Regions from separate parts of the Homo sapiens genome. Here regions 1, 2, 4 and 5 are each linked to region 3. Evidence: chromatin loops called from intact Hi-C (ENCODE). Cell type or tissue: MCF 10A. All regions are shown on one strand.

Region 1 (5,000 bases), 560 kb after region 3:
CGTTCACATGCAAGGACAGCAATTTAACAATAATCCATACACGAACAACACATTCATGAGAGCCAAAAATCAGGTGAGCCTTCGTAGTACCTGGTTTTAACTTTATATCACTGAAGAGGCAGTGAAGAGGTAGAAAAAACAACTTGAACAGACAATGCCACCCCTCTCTCACCACTGACAGAAGGAACAGTGTGCTAAGAGTGTCTCTGGGCTCTGGTGAGAAAGAACACAGCAATTGTGAGGCTTTGAGCTCAGTGCTGTCCTGTAAGAGCAGAAAGGAAAACCAGATAAAATTCAGCTGATGCCTGGCCACAGACAGAGCATTTAAACCAGCCCTTGTCAGAGGGGAATTACTGATCCCAGTGGTCAAAACTTGTGTTCCCACAAACCTTGACACTGAGGGCTAAAATGCGCTGAGGCTCTAAGTAAACTTAAAAGGCGGTCTATGCCATAAGTACTGCAACTCTTAGGTGAGTCCTAGTGCTGAATTGGGCCCCGAGATAGTGGACTGTGCGGCGGGCACGTGAACTACAGAGACAGCAGCTGGGGCAACTGAGGTTGTGCTGGCATCACCCTTGCCTAACCTCAGGCTGCACAGCTCATGGCTCCAAAAGAGTTCTTCCACTTGAGGAGAAGAAAGAGTGGAGAGGACTTTGTCTCACATCTTGGATACCAGTTTAGCCACAGCAAGAAAATGCACTCGTCAAAGCTGTGAGGCCCTTATTCCAGGACCTCCATCCCAGATGACATTTCTATATACACCCTGGGCAAGAAGGGACTAACACTGTTGCTTAATATTTTGCTTCGTAAGCACCAATGGATTGATTCAACTGAAATTTTTGTACTCACCACAGTAATATTCATAATTATTATTTAGATTGACATGCTTATTTTTAAGTATAGTATAATCAAATGTTTTCTAATTTAAAAATGTGCTAGCAAATTTTAAAAATTAAAACAAAGGCTAATTTTATCCTTAAAAAAAATAATTTCTGGGCCGGATGCAGTGGCTCGCTCATGCCTGTAATCCCAGCACTTTGGGAGGCCGAGGCGGGCAGATTATCTGAGGTTGGGAGTTCAAGGCCAGCCTGACCAACATGGAGAAATTTCATCTCGACTAAAAAAATACAAAATCAGCCGGGCGTGGTGGCCCATGCCTGTAATCCCAGCTACTCGTGGGGCTGAGGCAGGAGAATCGCTTGAACTTGGGAAGTGGAGGTTGCTGTGAGCCGAGATCATGCCATTGCACTCCAGCCTGGGCAACAAAAGCAAAACTCCATCTCAGTAAATAAATAAATAAATAATTTCTGTTAAATATAAAAAGTAGTTTTTATCATAGCAAATGTCGCCCTAGCTATGTCAAGTCAAAAATTTAGATTTATTGGGATTTTAAAAGAAGATAATACTATGTCCCTATGTGTTTCATTCCACTTTATGATACACACTGGAAATGTTTATGCTCAGTTTTTGGAAGCAGAATATATGTGTCGTGGGTACAGTTGCTCAATTTATTCAATTTATACTTGTATATGCTGATTCTTCACCAATGAATTCAATTTTATTAATTCAATTAATTAAATTTTATAATACAAAACAGTGAATTTAATGACATATCTTTGCCAGTCAGTGTTCACTGGTTGAGCCAGAAAGAGTTTTACAAAGTTTTTTTTTGAGACGGAGTCTTGCTCTGTCACCAGGCTGGAGTGCAATGGTGGGATCTTGGCTCACTGCAGCCTCCACCTCCTGGGTCCAAGTGATTCTCCTGCCTCAGCCTCCCGAGTAGCCAGGACTACAGGCGCATGCTACCACAACTGGCTAATTTTTGTATTTTTAGTAGAGACGGGATTTCACCATGTTGGCCAGGATGGTCTCAATCTCTTGACCTCGTGATCCGCCCGCCTTGGCCTCCCAAAGTGCCTGGATTACATGCGTCAGCCACAGCACCCAGCCCCGAGTTTTACAAAGATTTACTGTACTTTCACTCCCACTCCGGATCTTCTTTAATCAAAATATATAGCAAGCATTTCAATAGTCATGATAACAAATAGAAGTGTGATTTACATTTTGTCAGCAACATCACACCTTATGTGAAACAGGTAAATTTAGAACAACCAGAAAAGAAAGACTTATCTGTGATCTACTAAGAGAAGTATGAAAATTGAGCTTGAAATGGAAACATTTTATGATATGAATCGATAATGATTTTGTACATTTGATTTTACACATAATATGCAGAAAAAAGTAATTTTAATATGCAATTATGTAAACTGCAAAATCTACAAGAAACATTTGAAAACAATTTTGATATTGATGAATTTAAAGTTACTTTTTAATTTATATGTTAAATTTTTGAATTTGATGTTAATAATACCGACTTGAAAGAAGTTATATTGCTTACTCAATTTAGTGATGAAAAATGTTTTGAGTATGTTTGGGACATTGCGTATATGTGAATCTAATTTTTCAACTGTAAATTTTATTAAATTTAAATGCAGACCAAGTATTTTTGAAAAAAAATTAGTGTCTGAATTATGAGCTGAAAATGTAAAATAAACGCTTGATTTTAAAAAGTTTATACATAAAATGTAAAATATATCGTTATTAATTTTTAAGGTTGCTTGCCTGTTGAAACAATATTTTGGACGTATTAGTTTTAACTTAATTTTTGGTGTTGAAGTTTGGGCTGTAATCCAGTAGATGGCGCCTAAGAGTAATGCCCGTAGAGAGGCTCTTGATCGGCCACTTGGCTCTTTCGTGTTTCCTGGCATTCGCAGGCACGCTGTCCGGTGGGGGTTGAGAGAGATGCCTCCTTACCAGGACGACTCCTGAGCCTTGGAGGAGGCCCCTCCAATTACTAGCACTTCGCCTGCATTTCTTTTATTAGATGTTTCGGGCTACAGCCCTCCCTCAGGCAGAGGCCACAGCAGAGAGAGCTACCTTTCAGCATGTACAGAAATTAACTCGAGATGGATTAAAGACTTAAACGTAAGAAAATCCTAGAAGAAAACTTAGGAAATGCCGTTCTTGATACCAGGCTTGGCAAATAATTTTTGGCTAATTTCCCAAAAACATTTGCAACAAAAATTGACAAGCTAGACCTAATTAAAGAGCTTCTTCACAGCAACAGAAATTATCAGCAGAGTAAACAGACAATCTACAGAATGGGAGAAGATATTAGCAAAATGTGCATCCAACAAAGGTCTAACATCCAGATTCTATACGGAACTTAAGTCAACAAGCAAAACCCCATTAAATAATCCCATTAAAAAGTGGGCAAAGCACATGACCATGCATTTCTCAAAAGAAGGCATATGAGCAGCCAACAAACATGAAAAAATGGTCATCATAGTTAGTTATGAGAGAAATGCAAATCAAAACCTAAATGAGAGACCATCTCACACCAGTCCCGTCAAAATGACCATTAATAAAGTCAAATAATAACAAATACTAGTGAAGCTGTGGAGAAAAGGAACACATATACACTGTTGGTGGGAATGTAAATTATAGTTGAGCCACTGTGGAAAGCAGTTTGGAGATTTCTCGAAGAACTTAAAACAGGGCTGCTACTTGACCCAGGAATGCTATTACTGGGGATACATCCAAAAGAAAATAAATTGTTCTACCCCAAAGACAAATTATTCATTCATTGCAGTGTTATTCCCAATAGCAAGGAATCAACCTACATGCCCATCAATGGTGGATTGGATAAAGAAAATGTAGCACATAAACACCACAGAGTGCTACATAGCCATAAAAAAGAACAAAATCATGTCCTTTGTAGCAACATGGATGCAACTGGAGGCCATTATCCTAAGTGAATTAATGCAGTAACAAAAAACCAAATACTGCATGTTCTCACTTATACATAGGAGCTAAACTTTGGGTACTCAAGGATGTAAAGATGGAAACAATAGACACTGTGGACTACCAAATGGGGAAGGAAGGGAGGGGAGTGTGGGTTGCAAAACTACCTATGGGATACTATGCTCACAACCTGGGTGATGGGATCTATACCCTAAACCTCAGCGTGATGAAATATACACATGTAACAAACACGCACATGTACCCACTGTGTCTAAAATAAAAGATGAAATCATTTAAAAAATAATTTAACATTTCATCTTAACTTTTAAAACTGTGGTCACTAGTATATTTTTAAATTACCTAGGTGGCATATTATATTTCTTTTGAAGTATGTTTATCTAGATGACTAAGATATGGTGATTTCCATTGTATTTCTGTTAATTTACTACTTTAACCTCTTCAAAACCCACACAATTCCTGAAACTCCAGTAAGTAGAAGTTCCTATGTTAGACTCAGTATCTTTTCTAGAGCAAATTAAGATGGTCTTATGCACCTACTATTGATTTGGTAAATGAGCTCTTTTCTATCACTCTGAGGAAAGAATATCAAGAACAACTCACATTCATAAGGATCAGACATCTTCTATTTATAATACCTCGGTCTATGCCTATCCTCCTGTCCTCTGTCATGATGTAAGTGAAAGAAATACAAGCTACCTGGACATGCTGCATAAAAAAAAATGTACTACATTTAGAGGACAATATGCTAATTGGACTGAGCTGTAAGAAATAGCTAGCACACTGGAGACATTGTAATACATTTGTTATCCAAAGGTGCAAGATATACCTTACCAATATCAGCGGTCTTCCACAAAAATAAAGGTTGTAGGAAGTTACATGCCACTTAAAGTCTCATGGGATATCCAAAGCAAAGGAAAGATTACTGCATCTTGCCCTCTCACCAAAAGATAGATACATGATAGATAGATAGATAGATAAATAGATAGATAGATGGATAGATAGATAGATAACAGATAGACAATACTTGGTATACCTTTTTGGGTTTTGACGGCAGCATATACCACACCTGGATTATTATTTAGATCTATATAGTGGGTTACGCAAAAAGATACTGACTTTGAGTAACTCCAATAACAGAAAGAGGATTCACTGCAATCCAGGATGCAGTGCAAGCA
Region 2 (5,000 bases), 230 kb after region 3:
TACACTCCCCCTCTTATATTGTTCCTTATAACCGGGGGGGACGGGATGATATTAGTCCCAATGTCGCAGAGGGTGTACACCGCCTCTGTAATATCCACGGGGGAAAAGGATGATACAATTCCCACTATCGAAGGGGGTGTACCCCCCTGTTGTATTGTTCCTGATATCCAGGGCGTGAGGAAATGATATCACTCTTAATATCGCAGGGTGTGTACACCCTCACGTTGATAATGTTCGCAATATCCAGGGGAAGGGAGGATAATATTATTCCCAATATTGCAGGGGCTGTACGTCTCCCCTGTGATGATGTTCCTAATATCCAGGAGGGTAGAGGATGATATTACTGTAATATCGCAAAAGGTGTACAACCCCTCTGTGATATTGTTTCTAATATCCAGATGGAAAGGGGATGATATTACAACACCCTGTGATATTATTTCTTTTTCTTTCTTCTTTTTTTTTTGACAGAGTCTCACTCTGTGGCCCAGGCTGGAGTGCAGTGGTGCGATCTGGGCTCACTGCAAGCTCCGCCTCCCGGGTTCACGCCATTCTCCTGCCTCAACCTCCCAATTAGCTGGGACTGCAGGTGCCCACCACCGCGCCCAGCTAATTTTTTGTATTTTTTTTTAGTAGAGACGGGGTTTCACCCTGTTAGCCAGGATGGTCTGTATCTCCTGACTTCGTGATCTGCCCGCCTCGGCCTCCCAAAGTGCTGGGATTACAGGCGTGAGCCACTGCACCCGGCCAAAGAATACATTTTAAATTAGAAGAAATCATGTAAGTGCTATTCTTGAAGTTTCTTATTTTAATTTGTGATTTAATTAATTCAGTCTCATAAATAAACTCAATGAGGAAGGAAGAATGTGGAACTGACAATGTAAGTTGCTTACATAAATCGCCTCATATGGCTTCAGACTGAGTCTCTAAATTGAGAAGATCTTAATGCGTGACAATTAGCTACATGGTAGAGAAGAAACTACTCAATGAAAATTTATTTCTATTTCTTGAGCCAAAATTTGAATGATTGTCCTTATTTATGGTAGCCCAGTAGAAAGATTCCAAGGGTTTCTTTCCTTTCTTTGTTTTTCTTTTCTTCTACATTTCTTCCAAAATTAACTTAAAGTAACTCCTGAGGTTGTATATAGGATAGTAGAAAGCACACTTTCATAACGTTGTTTGGAAGGTCAATTATATGATGAATGCAAAATGCTGGGATTTTGCATTTTGTAATGACAGTTACAAAACACTGCCAAAATAAATCAGAGATGACACAAATAAATGGAAAAACATTCCATGCTTCTACATAGGAAGAATTAATATTGTTAAAATGCCCATACTGTACAAAGCAATTTACAGATTCAATGCTATTTCTACCAAAGTACCAATGTCATTTTTCACAGAATTAGAAAAAACTAATCTAATGACCAAACTAACTGAAAGGTCAAAACTAACCGAATGGCCATATCAATCTCAAGCCAAAAGAAAAGAGTTGGAGGAATCACACTCTCAGATTTCAAACTGTACTACAAGGCTACAGTAACCAAAACAGCATGGTACTGGTACAAAAACAGACTTATAGACCAATGGGACAGCTTAGAAAACCCTGACACAAAGCTGCACACCTATAACCAACTGATCTGACAAAGTCGACAATAACAAGCAATGGGGAAAGGATTTTCTGTTCAATACAGACTTCAGGATAACTGGCTAGCCATATGCAGAGGATTGAAACTGGATGTCTTTATTTCACCATGTACAAAAATCAACTCAAGATGGATTAAAGACTTAAATGTAAAACTTAAAGATAAAAAAACTCTAGAAGAATACCTACGGAAATACCATTCTGGACATAGGCCTTGGCAAAGGTTTCGCAAGGAAGACTCCAAAAGCAATTGCAACAAAAATAAATATTGGCAAGTGGGACCTAATTTAACTAAAGGCCTTCTAACAGCAAAAGAAACTATAAACAGAATAAACAGACAATGTAGAGAATGGGAAAAAATTTGCAAACCATGTGTCCAACGAAGGTTTAATATCCAGAATCTATAAGGAACTTAAACAAATCAACAAGCCAAAAAAAGGAATTCCATTAAAAAATAGGCAAAGGGCAGGAACAGACACTTCTCAAAACAAGACATATGTGTGGTCTACAAGCATATGGAAAAATGCTTATCACTAATTATTAGAGAAATGCAAATGAAAACCACAATGAGATACCATCTCACACCCGTCAGAATGGCTATTTATTATTAGAAAGTAAAAAAAAAAAATCAAAACAACAGATGCTGGGAGGGTTGCAGAGAAAAGGGAATGCTTATACACTGCTAGTGAAAATGCAAATTAGTTAAGCCACCGTGGAACAATTTGAAAATTTCTCACAAAACTGAAAACAGAGCTACCATTCAACCCAGCAATCCCATGACTGAGTACTTTCAATGGCAAAAACCGCAATTACTTTTGCACCAATCTCATACATATAAAGCATGGAATACCACACAGCCACAAAAAAGAACAAAATCATGTCCTTTGCAGCTGCATGGATGCAGCTGGAGGCCATTGTCCTTAGTGAACTAACACAGGAACAGAAAACCAAATACAGAATGTTCTCACTCATAAGTGGCAGCTAATCACTGAGTGCACATGGACACAAAGAAGGTAAAAGTAAACACCAGGGCTTATTGGAGGGTAGTAGGTGGGAGGAGGGTGAGGATCAAAAACTATCTATCAGGTACTATGCCCCAAAATACATAAGAATGATGAATTATTCTAGTGCAAACACACGTTACATATAAAGATTCACATAGATAATAAATAATAGAGGGAGATTTGTTATGCTAAGACCACGAATTAGCTGCATACTTCACACAAGAAAAATGATTCAGGCTAACTATGGGCAGTTCATAATAATAAATGGGATGCATACTCAAAATTACATGACAAGCTTTAAATTACATGTAATGACAAAAATTGTCTTGTTATTGTCCCACAGGACCCTGAAGCTCTTTTCATTACCCTTTCAATCTTTTTTCCTCATTATATTTAGATTATGTAATTCCTATTTGTTTATCTTTAAGTTTGCCAACACTTCCACCTGTCTTCTTTATTTTGTTATTACACTGAACTACAGTGAGGATTTTTTTTTTATTATTACTATTTGGTCTGCCTTTTTTGGCTTTTACATTTTTATTTAGTTCTTTTGTTTTTCTTTGCTGAGAATTCTCTTCACTAAATTATAGACTTAATGTTGTAGAAAGTACATTTAGACCTCCTCTATTTCTGGAACTGTATGCAAGTCCAGCTGCTCACCACCTAGAAGCAAACTGCAAAAGAAGTAGGATGGAGTGACAGGAAAGCAGTTTTATTTTTCAATTGCTAGGAGATGGGAGATGGGCTGCCTCAAGCCTCAAAAACAAAACAAAACAAAAAAACCCATCTCAAAGCTTTGAGCTGAGGGCAGGGGCTTAAAAAGGGAAACGTGGTGTGGGAGGTATGCAGGGGTTATGCAGAGTGTAGGGTCTGCGTGTCTTTTTGCAATGGCTATCTTGAGTTATTGTCCACCTAGAGTGCCAACTGGCACCATCTCAAGTGTGGCTGGGCTGCAGATTATTCATCTTGAGGTCATCTTTCAGAGGGAGAGAATTTGCCACTGGGTCTCCATGCCTGGCTGGTTTCAAAATTAGTCCCTAGAATCTCTTAACAAGCATACAGTAAGATAAGTGTGTGTGGTGCAAGGGAGTGCCTGGTCAGAAAGAGAGGGAAGCTGTTTCCATTTCAGCTCCTCAGGCCAGCATATTCCTAGTTGGCAAATTCCAAACCAACTTGTGCCTTTCAGTTGGAACTAGAACTTCCAGGCAAACATATTTTAGTGCCTTGGTCATTGTTTCTAGATGTCGTCTATACCTGCACTCCATGTGACTGCCCCCCTGCTCTGTGCTACAAGAACACATCTGTGTGAATAGCACTGGGGCTCCCTTCATACTGAATTCTGATCGAGTTTGGCTCATGCAGTGTAATGTACATTATACAGTGTCATGTGCTCTCCACACTCCCCTTCCCACTTGAGCACTGAAGTACTTGTTCCCCCAGCTGCCAGGAGAATTAGTATGTGACAGCTCTCAGCTAAGTCCTTCTCAAGTCACTGTTCCCAGTTGAGGTAAACTGCCTCACCCAAGCTTATGCTCTCTTCCTGGGGGCAGCCACATGCAATCAATGCTCCTGTGGGAACACAAACGCGGGGCCACCTGCCCTACTACAAGGCAACATGGAAGGTTAATCTCACAGTTCATCCAAGGAGTAGCCAAGACTGTAGTTGTGACTACATCACAGTTCATCTTCTCCCAGTGCCCAACTTTGCTTCATTAATGCCACAGGAATTGACACTAGGAACTCTCCTTGGTCAGCTTCCTGAATGTCGAAGTCTCCATCTCAGTCTTTTTTTCAGGAATTTCTGAGTGATAATTATTTCTCCTGCTCAGGCTTGCTGGTCTGTGGATTCTTGACTTTGCCCTCTGGCAGGTTCACCTTGGAGGTGGCCTCCTCCATACAGCCCATCTGTGTGAAATCTGGAAGCTGGTCTATCCCCACAGGCCATCAGGAGGCGAGTGGGCAGAACATCACGGTCTTGGTGGTGTAGGGACTCAGCATAGCCTCTCTTTGGTTTTCGTAAATTGTGCCACATAGTAGTTAATCTCAACTCAGCTACCCAGCATCGCTGTCCTTTCCGTTTTTCTGTGGAGCTCTGGGCAGTACATACATCTTTTTCTCATCTGACTCACAGCTTGTCTGGCCTTAATTCTCACACACCCTAGAGTCCTTCAGAGAGATTTATCTACTTAAGGCAAAAGGCTACTTCCCCCATTGGACAGTAGCCACCTGTGTTACTACACCATTGTATTGATACTCCTGGGACCCCAGAGACATCAGTGTTCAGAACATGGAAAGATAAAACTTTTATCATAAGTGATAGGTAAACTTTCATTGAAAGTTTTATTTGTTACTTG
Region 3 (5,000 bases):
ACAGCAGCCACTGTGTTTTATGGGGACAGAGTGATACAAATTTCCTCGTACTCTCATATTCCTGAATGACTTCTGTCAGACAGTTTCATTCTAGGCCACTTTCTATTAGGTAGGGCTACGTCAGAGGTGATTCTAGTTCAAGCATCGTTTAAGGAGAATGTTACATTCTCTTCAGCTTAGCTTCACTGTTGAAGTACTAGAAAAGAAGTGAAAGTAGCTACTTCTTAATTTTCTAGGTTTCGAAGTGATCAGAGAGGTAGGAAAGGAAGATCAGTGTGAAGGCAGTATAATAAATTGTAAAAAGAGAAAAGGTGGCGGAGATTAAGGAGAGTCAATACCTGCATACAAATCATGGCCCTACCCTACAAAGGATAATCAACCACTTGGTTAGCCAGGGATTGTCCAAGTTTTGCCACTGAAAGACCCACATCCTAGGAGACCTGTCAGTCTCAGGCAACCTGGGAAAGTTGGTCACCCTAGGACATCTGAAGCCAATGCAATTCCTGTCTGAAAGCATTTTATTCTCTATGTTTGGGAAGACATTATTTTTCACATTTACATTGTTTTCTAAGTTTTGGAAGAAATCTTTTTTTTTTTAAATTCAACTCTGAACATGCCACTCACCATTTTATAGAGTCTGTCACAGATTCTTATATATGTAGGTAGAATATGAACACTAAATGAGTAAATGAAACCCTTGTAAGGTTCTATTTTTGAGAGGCGTTTTAAGCAGCTTGGAGCATCCTGATACAATGAGAAGTTTTGCAAGCTAATTCTTAAACTATTTAGCTAAGTCTTTATGATAATTAAAGAAAGGACATATTCTAAAACAATTTCTCATACATGTCAAGCATTCCCATAACTTGGTAAAGTATGTTAACCTAAATTTAGTTGACTGTCTTTTAAACTCCAACTTTTGCATATTTGATATGAAAGGAAAAATTTTGAAAGGCTGGCAGGCAATATAAATACTTGCATCATCAGTATTTTGATACATTGATAGCATAAAATCCCCTGTTTTGAATTAAAGTACAATCCGCGGATGGATTGTGTGTGTGTGTGTGTGTGTGTGTGTGTGTGTGTGTGTGCGCGCTATGGCTAAAAAGGAATTAAATATGTTACCTGGCTCAAAAATATCCCTACTCAGGCCATGATTTTATGGTAAACTTAAGAATTAGACAGTCTGCCCACAAATACTCACTGTAGTTTTTTGCAGAGTATTGTCATGTTCAAATGGTGACCTGTATTAAATCACTGTAAAAAACTAAAAGTACAGTAGCTCTTGCCAGTTTGCTATCAAATGAGCTCTTTCATGCTTGCTTTAGTATTGGTTTATTTATACTTAAGATCAATGAAAAGCATGGTTCCTGACTCAAGGACAAGGGACCCCAAGGAAGAGCATCTTGAAGTGATTTGCTATTAGTTACATTAAAATGTATCCCAGAGGAACAGTTTTTAAAACCCTGAACTAATTACCAATTATGATGTTCAATCACTTGGTCTTTGTGTGTCAACCTTTTTCTGTGAAGACCAAAAGGTATCCCGAGATAATGTCTTCATGGAGTAGGAAACCTGAATAATGAGACACAGTGGAAATGCTGGTGGGAGATTTAAAGAATAAATGGATGGACATTGTTATAAAAGCAATTACATCTGCTTCGGAGATCTTCTCCCAATATAAACTTAGACAGTGTTAAAAGAAAAATCTTAGACAAGTTAAATTTAACAGAGTTCATTTGAGCAGAGAAAATAAAAAATATTTATGAACCAGATAACATTCAGGACCAAAAGCAGTGCAGAGAGCTTCATCCTACAAGGCGTTGCAGGCAATATTTATAGCTGGAGAAATGGAAATGACATGCGGAAATAACTTGATTGACTAGAGTTCTGTGTTTGCTTTATTTGGATGTTTTGGCAGGTTTCGGCCTACAGTTGGCTGAAGGTTAGGCTGCTATGATTCGCTGAGATTTTGCTACTTGTTATAATGTATGCTCTGAAGTTAGGTTGCAGGTTGTTTACACATTAAGTTAGGTTACAGTTTACCATGTACACAGGCAGATTTAGGACAAACAGTTCAATTTAATAAGAGGAAGAGTGGTAGGAAATGAATTCCAAGATGAAGGTTAAAGCAAAGTTTGTCATTTAGTCCTCTACTCTGTGCAGGCCTGGAGGATCTTACAAATAAAATATGAAATGCAATTTGGTTTTCATTTGTTTAATGTAACACGCAAACCCTTCAGCTAAATTTCTTTCTGAATTGTTTGAAAAACTGTTCTGTACATCCTTTTGCTGTTTATGCATACCCAAACACAAATGCAACTCATCTGTGTGATGTACGCATAATGAAATAACATTGTCTCTATCCCTCTTGCTGAATAGCCTCATAGTTTGAAATGTTCATTAGAATTCAAACACACATTTACATGTTTACCATGTATTTCTTTCTCCTATTTGTTTATCTTAAAGAAAAGTTACATGGGTAAATATCAGATCACTTTAACAGCTTTTTAAAGCTTCCAGACAGTGATCTAAATGCTTATTTCACATTTATTGTAAGCATAGTATTACTAAATATTAGTTAAGTATATCAAACTATCAATATGAGAGCAAGTAAGGGGCAGGAATTATATGTAGTTGTCATCACACGGCCAAATAGAAATTAATCATTTGCCTTTAAAGAGTGTTTGCTGTTGAGCCAGTTGACATAATTTATCTTGCTTTAGTAATATTCTTTACAGGTAAAATAACCTACTCATTTCCACAATGATAAAACATTGTTGTTTTATCGCTTTGAACAAGTACATTAAAATAATACAGAACAGTTGAAGATGTGATGACTGCACAATGAACCAGAATAACATTGAATTAAATGTATTCGTAAATGGGTGGAGAGGAGGTATTTGGTGGAAAAAAAAAAAGCTGAAATACTTGAGCCAATTAAGTCCCTTGACTCCAAACCCATCCCTACGCACTCAGATCTTGGATGCTGGATTGGGTGAACCCTACAACCACATCGCTGTTAGCGTGTTGGCACCTCATGAACTCTGCCAGTAGGGGGCAATAGAGGTAAACTGTAAGACTAGAGGAGAAAAAACAGGTCCCTTCCCTGTTTGCTTCTCCTGGTCTTTTTGGTGAAGTTCTAGAACTTCTAGTATTTTGACTTTTGATTTTAAATACCCCAGGATGATTGGAATTTGCCTTATTCTTATTTTCAGTCTGTCAAATTAAGTCATGTATCATTAGAAGCAATACTGTTGTATGCGCCAGAGAACTGGTTTTATGATCTATTTGTAGTAGAAGGGCTGCCTTGTCATTATCAAAGGTTACTCTTCAGAAAAGTTGCTTGCCTTATTAGCTATGTATTCTAATAGCATAACGACTATACCAACTTTGTTTTGTTTAATTTTTCATGGTATATATTTTTCCATCTTCATTTTGGGTGTTTTCTTCGTGTTCATTTGAGAATGTGTTAAGTGTAATACAGTTTTGTTTTTTAACAAAATCAGTCAGTCTTTATGCTTTAATTTCAGCACTTTAGTTGCCTTTAATTTAATTTCAGACACATTTGTGTTTGCTTTATGAATATATTATTGTTATTTGGCTCATCTATGTTCTTTCTCCCTGTTTTATCTTACTTTATCTTATTTTATTCCACATTTCCATCTATGAGGTGAGTAGTCATGCATTTCTACACCGATTTGAGTGTTTATGCATTTTTGACTTATTATGGTCAAGTAGAAATTACTTATTTTACCACTTTCTAGAGACACTGTGCTTTTAGAACACTAACTACTTTAGTCCCTTCTTTGTATTGTTTTTATAATGGATTATAATTAAACGCATATCTCAAACCCCACCACCCATAACTTTTATTGTTTAATCAGTCTGTATTCCTTTGCATGTGCTCTTATATTGCTTTTTTCATTGTTCTTCCACTCTCCTGCCCATTTTTCCCATTTGGGCCATTTTCTTCTGCCTGCATAACTCTTCTTTTAATGCAAACCTACAGGTTTGCTGACAAGAAATTCTCTCATTCTTTTATGTATTAAAATTTTTTGTTGGTATTAGTTTTGGAAATTATGTTTTCTGGGTATATGATTTTACGTTGACTATTGTTTTATTTAGCACATTAAAGATATACCTAAATTGTCTTATAGCATTCACAGTTTATGTTGAAAAGTCAACTGTCAGTAGTATTGTTGCTTATTTGAACAAAATGTCTTCTTTTCCTCTTATTGCGGCATTTAAGCTTATCTTTAGTTTTAGCAATTTTAGTGTGATGTCTCTAGGATATGATTGAACTTTTATCTTGCTTGAAGCTTGCCAATAATATTTATCTGTGGGTATCATTATTTATGCTGCTTCTGCCCCCCTTTTTAAATCTGTGTTCCTCCCAGGGTGAAAATAACATGCATGCTAGAACTTTTCACTATGGTTTTTATCTTACGTGTTGTACCTTCCAATTATGTTTCTTCTCTTTAAATATTTTTTATTAACTCATATTCAAGCAAGTAATCAGATCGTCTACTGGATCTAACATTCCGTCAATCCCAAACTATTAGCTGTTAACTTCAGGTAGAGTATTTCATGCTTTTATAATTCTATTGAATATTAATTTTAGACATATGTATTTACTTCTAATATTTCTAGTTTTTCTATCTGCATCTTTTCATCTCTCATCTCTATTTTCATCTCATATTCTCTTCAACATATTAATAATAGCCATATTATTTTATTTGTTTATTGTTGATTCATCAAACTTTTATTAAATAAAATTTACTGTATTGTAAAAAGGGAATTTGGGGTAGTTTCTTCAATGGCACAGTTATACAAGGTAGCTGCAGACTGATCTCTAGATCTTTTTTTTCCATTTTTCGAATTTTCTTTGCCTATTTCCCAATCTCTTATCCCCTGAACACACACAGACACACACACACACATCCCTACACACTTTGTGTCCCTTTATGGGGACACACTTACAATAGTCACTTACTATGCAA
Region 4 (5,000 bases), 230 kb after region 3:
GCTTACTTTATGCCTCACTCATGTTTCCTCGAGACAAAATACCACGCTCACACCACATGCACACCACAAAACAAAGAACGGGTAAAAAGGGCACACACACACTTTTGTAGTTTACACCAAACCAAAATCAAAACCAAAATCAGAGTATCCAGAAATCCAAGCCAGGTCAATACCAAAACCAAAGTATCAAGCAATCCAATTCAAGTCAGAAACAAAAACCAAAGTGCCGGTACAGGCATGTCGTGGGTGATCAGGTCACGCTTCCACTCAAATGGAGTGGGCAAGTTCCCAAGACCAGTCCTGTCAAGCAATTTAAACCAAGTCAAAACCAAAATCAAAACCAAAGTGCCAGTACGGGCATGCCGTGGGTGATCAGGCCACGCTTCCACTCAAATGGAGTGGGCAAGTTCCCAAGACTAGTCTTACCAAGTTTCAGATGTCCAGACTCCAAGTACCAGTTCCTTCCTGGTGTTCAGCCACTGCGCTGATCCTCCACAGGGGCCTGCCACACACTACTCTGGCGAGGCGTCCCATTGCGCTCTCAGGATCCGTGTCGCTCGGGCTGGTCAGAGTCCCCCACAAGGATGTTCCACAGGGCAGGCTTAAGCTCCTTAGGAGCTGCCTCAACCATCTGCCAATCACCTTGCTTCCCCGTCAGGGAACCAAGAAATGTAGCAGACAAGCCGCAGAAAAAACTCCTCAGACACCGAGTTAAAGAAGGAAGGGGTTTATTCGGCTGGGGGCATGGGCAAGACTCCTGTCTCAAGAGCCGAGCTCCCCGAGTGAGCAATTTCTGTCCCTTTTAAGGGCTCACCACTCTAAGGGGGTGCGCGTGAGAGGGTCGTGATCAATTGAGCAAGCAGGGGGTACGTGACTGGGGGCTGCATGCACCGGTAACTAAATTGGAACAAAACAGGACAGGGATTTTCACAGTGCTTTTCTATGCAATGTCTGTAATCTATAGATAACATAACCGATTAGGTTAGGGGTCGATCTTTAACTACCAGACCCAGGGTGTGGCGCCGGGCTGTCTGCCTGTGGATTTCATTTCTGCCTTTTAGTTTTTACTTTTTTTTTCTTTGGAGGCAGAAATTGGGTATAAGACAATATGAGGGGTGGTCTCCTCCCTTAGATGGGTTAATGGTGAATAGAGAATGAGTTATCTGTGTGGCAGTTAGGATTTATTTCCAACAGTTATAAAACTCCCCACATCCACATATATATGTTAAAGAAAATACTTTATTTTTTTGAGATGGAGTCATGCTTTGTTGCCCAAGCTGAAGTTTCTTCTCCTTTAGCAAAATTTTCTGCTGCAATCGCTGTTTGATGAAGGCTGCTTTGGCTGCAGGTGTCCCATTCTGTACTTATTCCTCTGCTTGTTCCCCTTTCTCGAATAGTCACTACATTTTTTATTTTGTCTCATGTTTCTTTCCTTCTTTAAAAAAAAACTCTCTTGAAACTCTTATCTACTTATCTCTTTGTTGTTGTTCCCTCCCTCCCTCCCTCCCTCTTTTCCTTCCTTCCTTCCCTCCTTTCCTTGAGACGGAGTTTCACCCTGCAGTCAGGGTGGACTGTAGAGGCACAACCTTGGCTCACCGCAACCTCCACCTCCCGAGTTCAAGCGATTCTTCTGCCTCAGCCTCTCGAGTAGCTGGGATTGCAGGCATGTGCCACCACGCCCAGCTAATTTTTGTATTTTTGGTAGAGATGGGGTTTCACCATGTTGGTCAAACGCCTGACCTTAGGTGTTCCACCTGCCTTGGCCTCCCGAAGTGCTGGGATTACAGGCGTGAGCCACCACACCCGGCTGTTGTTGTTATTACACCTCTGGCCCCTCTTCTATTCGTGTCACTTCTAGCATACATCAAAGCGAAATATAATTTTCAGGAAAAAATAAACTCATGACTCACAGCTATAAAAATGAATATGAGTTAAAGAATTTGTGTTACTCATAGTATCTGCGGGAACTAGGCAGATGCTATAACCAGCTTAATAGAAAAGTCAAGCCAATTTAAATTTACAGAGTAGAAGAATGTTGAGATGAATTGCAAATGAAAGTGAAACTGGTTTTTCCACTGGGAGGAAGTCTGTTCCTAACAAGATATAATTTGCATGACTGTCAGTTACAACTTAGCAAGAATCGCAAATAGCTCAAACCCAGGAAAGGGCTGGAATCTGATAACTTGATAACCAGAAGGGTGTGCTGAAAATTACTGTTTTCTTTCTCTCTCTCTCTCTCTTTCTCTCTCTCTCTTTCTTTCTTTCTTTCTCTCTTTCTTTCTTTCTTCTTTCTTTTTCTCTTTCTTTCCTTTCTTTTCTTTCTTTCTCTTTCTTTCTTTCTTTCTTCTTTTTTTCTCTTTCTTTCTCTTTCTTTCTTTCTTTCTCTTTCTTTCTTTCTTTTCTTTCTTTTTCTCTTTCTTTCCTTTCTTTTCTTTCTTTCTCTTTCTCTCTTTCTCTCTTTCTTTCTCTTTCTTTCTTTCTTTTCTTTCTTTTTCTCTTTCTTTCCTTTCTTTTCTTTCTCTTTCTCTCTTTCTTTCTTTCTTTCTTTCCTTTCTTTTCTTTCTTTCTCTTTCTCTCTTTCTTTCTTTCTTTCTTTCTTTCTTTCTTTCTTTCTCTCTCTCTCTCTCTCTCTCTCTCTCTTTCCTTCTACCTTCCTTCTTTCTTTTCCTTTCTTTTTTTTTTGACAGAGTTTAGCTCTTGTTGCCCAGGCTTGAGTGCAATGGCACGATCTCGGCTCACTGCAACCTCTGCCTCCCAAGTTCAAGCGATTCTCCTGCCTCAGCTTCCCAAGTAGCTAGGATTACAGGCATGTGCCACCACGCCTGGCTAATTTTGTATTTTTTTTTTTAGTAGAGACGGGGTTTCTCCATGTTGGTCAGGCTGGTGTTGAAATCCCAACCTCAGGTGATCCGCCTGCCTCGGCCTCCCAGGTCACTGCGATTACAGGCGTGAGCCACCCCACCCGGCCTCATTCACAGTTTTCAGTTGAAACATAATTATGTTTTTGCCATGCTAATGATGGTTAATACTCTGGAGGTGGTGGGTATGTGTCAATCACTCAGACAATTTACCTGTGTTTACTCACTGAATCCTCAAGAAAGAGAGGTGGGAAATACATCACATCTGTCTTACAAAGGAGGAACTTAGGGCTCAGAGGTTTTGGATTTCAATACACTGTTGCTGCAGGAGTGGGAATTTGAATAAAGGTGTTCTGATGGCCACATGTCAGTTCTTTTCCACTGGGCTATGCTATTTGTGTGAAGCCCTGAGCAGCTGAGTCCTAGGAAGTCGTGCAGGCTCCAGAATGTAGAACAACAGTATCTCTCCACCTGGGAAGGCAGTGCTCTATTTACTTTTTAACTTTCCAATTTTAACTGGAATAAGCTTTCCTCCTCCTCCCACTATCCACATTCTCCACTGAATCCTCTAACTGTTACTAATTCTACGGAAATTTGTGGAAATTAATAAAACCTTGTGGAGGCCAAGGGAAAACTTCCCCTTCATCTGAATGTTCACAGAAAATCAACTGAAAAAAGACAGCTGAGAAATAATAAGAGAAAAGGCATATGAACTTATTAAAGTGCACAGGAGTTTTACAAAACATAAGATCTCAAATAAATGACCGGATGGTTGACGCTTTTACACCATCTTGAGTTTCCAGAAAGAATGAGGCTTGGATCAGTGGCAAAATGGCTTATGGGACCAGAGAAGAGGTGGCCTGTCTAGCGAAGGTGGTCTTGTTACATGGATGGACCCTCACAGGTAGCAGTGCTCAGAGACAATAGATGTAAATGTTTCAGGCCTTTAGAAACATCAGACCCTCAGTTAATCATCCCTAAATCTGGACAAGGGAAGGCCTCAGAGAAAGCCTGGCTGCATCAATGCAGATTTTTCTCTACAGGTGCAAATCTTCTTCACAAAAGACAGCTTTTCAGCTAAATTTGTGTTTCCAGCCCTCCTGAACAGCCATCTTGAAACATTTCAAAGAAGTATATTTTAGGCTAAAATATTCTGGCTACCTTTGTAATCTGAGAAGCCAAAATAGATATCTCTTTATCGAATAAGATGGACCCCAAGGCTAAGGCAATGAAAAGTTACCTACAGGCTGAGGGCTCCAAGGCCTTGCTGCCACGGCAACTCCCTAAATTCCTTTGGCTACAGCAAAAACCACAGGTTTGCTAAACTCCCTAACAATAGGAAACATCAGGCAAAATGTCAGGCCCTTCCTAACTCTGATTTACGACCTCTCTTGGTGTCTGGCTTGGGACCCCTTTCCGGTAACAATCCTGTTCATTCTTTGGATGACACTTTCAACCTTGCATGTACAATATGATATACTTGCCCTGTTTGATGAATCGTCTAACTTGTTGTTTCTCAACCTGTTCATTTTTTATTACTGCTGGCCCTAAAAACTTTTATGTGGCATTATTTCTGAGAGCTCTGTTCTGTTCCATTGGTCTGTATCTCTGTTTTGGTATCAGTACCATGCTGTTTTGGTTACTGTAGCCTTGTAGTATAGTTTGAAGTCAGGTAGCGTGATGCTTCCAGCTTTGTTCTTTTTGCTTAGGATTGACTTGGCAGTGTGGGCTCTTTTTTGGTTCCATATGAACTTTAAAGTAGTTTTTTCCAATTGTGTGAAGAAAGTCATTGGTAGCTTGAAGGGGATGGCATTGAATCTATGAATTACCTTGGGCAGTATGGCCATTTTCACGATATTGATTCTTCCTACCCATGAGCATGGAATGTTCTTCCATTTGTTTGTATCCTCTTTTATTTCATTGAGCAGTGGTTTGTAGTTCTCCTTGAAAAGGTCCTTCATGTCTCTTATAAGTTGGATTCCTAGGTATTCTTTTCTCTTTGAAGCAATTGTGAATGGGAGTTCACTCATGATTTGGCTCTCTGTTTGTCTGTTATTGGTGTATAAGAATGCTTGTGATTTTTGCACATTGATTTTGTATCCTGAGACTTTGCTGAAGTTGCTTATCAGCTTAAGGAGATTT
Region 5 (5,000 bases), 940 kb after region 3:
GAATCAAGAAAATACTGTACATATACATCATGGAATACATGCAGCCAGAAAAAACAAGATCTTGTTTTTTGTGGCAATGTTGATGGAGCTAGAGGCCACTATACTAAGTAAACTAACACAAACAGAAAACCAAATACCACATATTTTCACTTATGAGTGGGAGCTAAACAGAGTACCTATGGACACAAAGAATAACAGACCCCCCCACCGGGCCTACTTGAGGGTGTAGGGAGGAAAGTGAGGACTGAAAACCTACCTATCAGGAACTATGCTTATCACTTGGGTGGTGAAATAATCAGTGACATGCAACTTACCTATATAACAAACCTGCACATGTACCCCTCAACCTGAAATAAAAGTTGGAAAAAAAACTTTAAAAAAGAGAGAACGTCTCAAGGACAAATGCTGTTAGAATAAAACTACCAATCCCGAATTGTAAACCCAGCTATACTATCATTCAAAAGTAAGGGTAGTTAGACAGGAGAAATAAGTTTAGATCTATTGTATAACATGATGATTACAGTTTATATCTACGTATTATATATTTATTTTCAAATTGCTAGATTTTAAATACTCCACCACTCAAAAATTATAGGATGTGAAGTAATTGATATGTTGATTAGCTTGATTTTGTCTTTCCAAAATGTGTATATATGTATATACATATTAAAACATTGGGTTGTACACCATATATACAATTGTCAATTAAAATATAAACTTAAAAATTTGAAAGAAAATGGTAATAAAAAATTAAAAGGATTAAATTAACAAAAGATATTTTCAGGCCTTTTTTGAAACATAAGTGTTTACCACTCAGTGAAGGGACTCTTATGTTTAAAGCATAAATACAGAAGAATCAAGATGTTGGGAGAAAAAACAGCAACAAAGTTTTGGAAGCTGGAAAGCCAAAGGAAACTGTTTTTGACTCAAAAATCTCAAAGCAGAACACTGAGCTGGTGAGTGGAGAAGTTCGGAAGCAAGTTGATTCCTGCTGGAAGAACTCCTAATCAGGTCTGTCTAAATATTACAGGTAACATTGAAATGGGAGGCTTGGCTAAAAGTTTGTATAAAAACTGTTATACACGCACTTTAGTTAGACAACCCTTCCTCCCCGACCTGACGCGACACTAACTTGGGAGGTGGTGGTGTACCCAAAGGGCTCTGGGATTGGAAAACAGACATTGCGTGGGTGTAAGTGGGAAGTCTGCACCCTACATTGTGAAGCACACCAGCACGTTTCCCCAACGTGGGTTCTCAGAATGCTGGCAGCCCCCAGAAAGATTTGCAGAGGAAGCAGACCATACCAAAGAAAATACCTAGGAATACTGACATTTGAGGTTTCCAAAATAAGTCATTTACATCATAGTTTAGTGACTCCTACTCGTTAAGGCTTGTCCTTATCCAGAGACTAACATTAGGAGAGAGACAGGGATTACAAAACTTGAGGAAAGCTTCTAAAATAAAAGGCAGAAATCACACAAATCAGTGAAAATAAGAAGAAATACAGTATGCAGTAATTAGAGAAACTCTTTCTATAAAAGATAACTGACTAATCTGCTATGACAGATAAGAACATACAAACAGATATTAAACTAGAACAGGGTGTTTTAAACAGAGCATTGGAGAAATTTTTAAGAGTTCTTGAACATTTAGATTATGGCAGTGTAGACTGTAAAGTAGGACAAGACAGATGCAAAAGAAGGTAGAAGAAGAGATCCAGTTTGTGAGTCAGGAGGCAAATCAAGTAATAAAAATTCCAGAGGAAAAGAATGTTTTAGATGGAAGGAAAGCACATATTTCAGTCATGTTTCAGAGCAAAAATTCTGGAATTGAAAGACACGTTTCAAGATTAAAAGGTTCATCAATTGCCCAACATAATTGTTAAAAAGAGCCCTTATGAAGACATTATGAATGTTTAACACGACTGCCAAAGGAGAGCCTGAAGCCTCCAGGGGACGACAACACAACTAAAATTGAGAGCATGGAACTCCCAGGAGAAATACTGAATGTTAGAAGACAATGGAGGAGGGACATCCTCATATTCATGAGGGAAAGCTTTTTTCAACCTACACATTGACACCTGGCCAGATCTACTGTCAAAGTGGGAGGATAAAAAAAGTCATTTTCAAACATGCAAGGCCTTTAAAAAATTTCCTCCCACGTACTTTGTTTATAAACCTGTTGAAAGACATGCTCCACAATGGGGAGGTTTTAAAGTAGAAGACGTGGTACACAGACAATCAAGAATCCAGAGGGTCATGGGGAAGAGGCAGCATCTCAGGAGGAGCCCCGTGCAGCGCAGCCCATCTCTGGGGCAAGCAGCCTGGATGGAAGCGGCAGAGCAGGGGCTGCAGAAGAGGGAGGGCTGTGAAGACGGCACCGAGAATTCCTGAGGGAGTCACAGTTTCAACAGGATATTTATCAGAAGGAGATTCTATATACATATATATATATACACACACACATACACATATATATAGAGATTAGTCAGTTTTCTTTCATGTATACATATATATGTATATATACACACACACCCATATATATGTATATACAAATACATATATCTCCTAGCTACTGGGGAGGCTGAGGTGGGAGGATTGCTAGAGACCAGGAGCTCAATCTCTTTCTTGACCCAGCTGGTCAAGAATGATTACCAACCCTCAAAACCTGTCCTGTCCCCACTCAGTCACCAAAGTGATTGTGACTCTGACTTCTGACATGGTATTCTATCAGTGTCAATCTTCCATCTCTGCTCTTTAGACCTATCTGCCTCTCAGAGCATGCTCACAGGAGACTGAACCACACAACCTGCTTGTGCCCCTTAGAGTCCTCTTGTAGCCCAGCTTGCCCTCTGCACTTGCTCTTCTGCATATCACTGATGGCAGCTAGTTTTGGGACCTTGTTCACCAAGTCAGGTTTTGAGAGGTGAAGTCAAATTTTGTTCATAACTACTCTAGGCTCTTCATTAATGGCTGGGACTCTGGAAATAAGCTCATTCTGATGGAAAGGCTAATAAGGAATCTGTTTTCTTTTTAAAAATTCTTTTAATCTTCCCATTTTTGTGTCTTTTCTCTTTACTGGTATTTGAAATGCACATCTTTGTAACCAGGTCACAAGAATGATTTTGCTTGGATTGTTTGGTGGCCTCAGACATAGGGTTCAGAAGCATCTTTCAATGTCATTATCTTTTTATCAGATCTTGAATTGCTTATTTGTTGTTTGTGTATGTTTATGTCCATGGGCACTAATATGGGTTCTTCTCACTACAAAAATCAGGGTCCCCTTCCTAAAATTCCGGCTAAATACTAAAGGGTTTTAAACCAAAAGTAAAATTCTAAGCCTCCCTCAACCATCTGAATAGGGCCCTCGTCTCAGCAAAGGCATTCCAAAGTTAACCTGATAAACTAGTTCAGGCCATGATAGGAAGGAAGAGCTTGACATGCCTCAGGATACCCTCCCTCCCTTTTGGAATTACTGATAGAACAGATTCTTTAAGACTTAAGTCTAATTAAAAAACATTTACAATCTTCTCTCTGAAGCCTGCTTGTTGGAGGCCTCATCTACAAGATCAAGTCTTGGTCTCCACAAACCCTTACCATAACCAGACATTTCTTTCTACTGATAAACAACTCTTTCAGCTAATTGCCAATCAGAAAATCTTTGAATCTGCCTCTGACTTAGAAACTCCTGCTTCCAATTGTTGTGTGTTTCCAGGTCAAACCACTGTACATCTTATACATGTTGACTGATGTCTTATGTCTCCCTAAAATGCGTAACACCAAGTTGTCCGGCCACCTCAGACCCGTGTTTCTCAGGATCTTCTGAGGGTGGTTCCATGGGCCATTGGTCACTCATTTGGCTCAGAATAAATCTTAAAATACAGGGTTTGACTTTTCATCGACAGGGTATACAATTTATATAATTTTCAATGAATAGTAAAAATTAAACTGTAGTATTTAGGAATATTTATCCAGTCATGCAAGAAGAAATCCAGGGAATAATTACTATGAAATTCATTTGGCAAAATAACTGACCAATATTCTTCGCTGTCAAGGCCCAACTAAAGAAATGTTAGAAACTTAACTGAAATGAGTGAGAATTGCTCAGTCAAGTTTCATTAAGCCAATATTAGAGTATGTCTAGAAAAATAAGCCACAGACACACCCATGGCCATTTTTCCAAAGAGGTTTTTAGAACACTCAGTACGTATATATTTTCTTAAGGTGGGGGAAGGCATATAGGAAGACGGGCGGGTTGGTGGTAAGGTCAATGGTTACGTTTCTGTGAGACTTCAGTTAGTGCCCAGTAAATGTACATTTTACACAGGATAAGGTGAATGTCTGAAGAGATAGAAGGAGCCAAGGAAGAGTCAATTATGCAGAAGTCCCTGGGTAGGTGGAGGAATGATTTGTCTCATCCGGTCTTTCTTCTGCTCCTGGAAAGAAGCTTGTCATCAACATTATCAGTGTGCAATTGAGCAGACAGAAGAGTTCAAGACCAGCCTGGCCAATATGGTGAAACCCTGTCTCTACTAAAAATACAAAAAATTAGCCAGGCATGGTGGTGGGTGCCTGTAATCCCAGCTACTTGAGAGGCTGTGGCAGGAGAATCACTTGAACCCAGGAGGGGAGGTTACACTGAGCTGAGATCATGCCATTGCACTCCAGCGTGGGCAGCAAGAGCAAAACTGTTTCAAAATAATGTCAGCATTAAGAGAAATTGAGTGACGGCCACATTGGAAGCTCATTGTGCTAATTTTGCACATTTTTGCATGTCTAATAGTTCAAATGAAAGTTAGAGACATTTAGAATAATGCCTGTTTTTGCCCTGGGGCATGTGCGGTGATCAAACAAGAGCGCCCTGGAGTGCTGGTTATGTTCCGTTTCTTGATGGGGTGCGGGGTTATTTCATGAATGGTTTCACAACTGTTTTCTTGAGATGATTAATAATGAGTTTTGCATGGCATTTCTAGTGTTATATTTCATAGTATAAGAAGAGAT

What was found. Peaks named below come from ENCODE experiments on the same cell type or tissue, not always from the same donor. Only the 100,000 strongest peaks of a DNase experiment are listed, where the experiment ranks them.
Region 1: it touches region 3 in a loop (3-fold over the local background); 3 of 110 quality-filtered maps call a loop at or near these places.
Region 2: it touches region 3 in a loop (14-fold over the local background); 3 of 110 quality-filtered maps call a loop at or near these places.
Region 4: it touches region 3 in a loop (9-fold over the local background); 3 of 110 quality-filtered maps call a loop at or near these places.
Region 5: it touches region 3 in a loop (7-fold over the local background); 2 of 110 quality-filtered maps call a loop at or near these places.

The regions. Positions count from the first base shown.
Region 1 is chr1:248,240,608-248,245,607 of GRCh38, forward strand. It overlaps OR2M4 (olfactory receptor family 2 subfamily M member 4), which reads left to right. Exons shown (of 2, transcript NM_017504.2): 2 at 1-4,072. Among named protein-coding and RNA genes, the nearest start is that of OR2M4, 12 kb to the left of the region's middle. In MCF 10A, a CTCF peak has its summit at 2,721 (motif pointing right); a DNase peak (open chromatin) is centred at 2,734.
Region 2 is chr1:247,911,514-247,916,513 of GRCh38, forward strand. No RefSeq gene overlaps it. Among named protein-coding and RNA genes, the nearest start is that of OR2T8, 6.2 kb to the right of the region's middle. In MCF 10A, a CTCF peak has its summit at 3,005; no DNase peak of the experiment used is centred here.
Region 3 is chr1:247,678,439-247,683,438 of GRCh38, forward strand. It overlaps OR13G1 (olfactory receptor family 13 subfamily G member 1), which reads right to left and starts at 1,301. Exons shown (of 2, transcript NM_001005487.2): 1 at 1,202-1,301. In MCF 10A, a CTCF peak has its summit at 3,058 (motif pointing right); a DNase peak (open chromatin) is centred at 3,053.
Region 4 is chr1:247,904,765-247,909,764 of GRCh38, forward strand. No RefSeq gene overlaps it. Among named protein-coding and RNA genes, the nearest start is that of OR2W3, 12 kb to the left of the region's middle. In MCF 10A, no CTCF peak of the experiment used is centred here; a DNase peak (open chromatin) is centred at 2,027.
Region 5 is chr1:248,617,140-248,622,139 of GRCh38, forward strand. No RefSeq gene overlaps it. Among named protein-coding and RNA genes, the nearest start is that of OR2T11, 15 kb to the right of the region's middle. In MCF 10A, a CTCF peak has its summit at 1,931; a DNase peak (open chromatin) is centred at 1,952.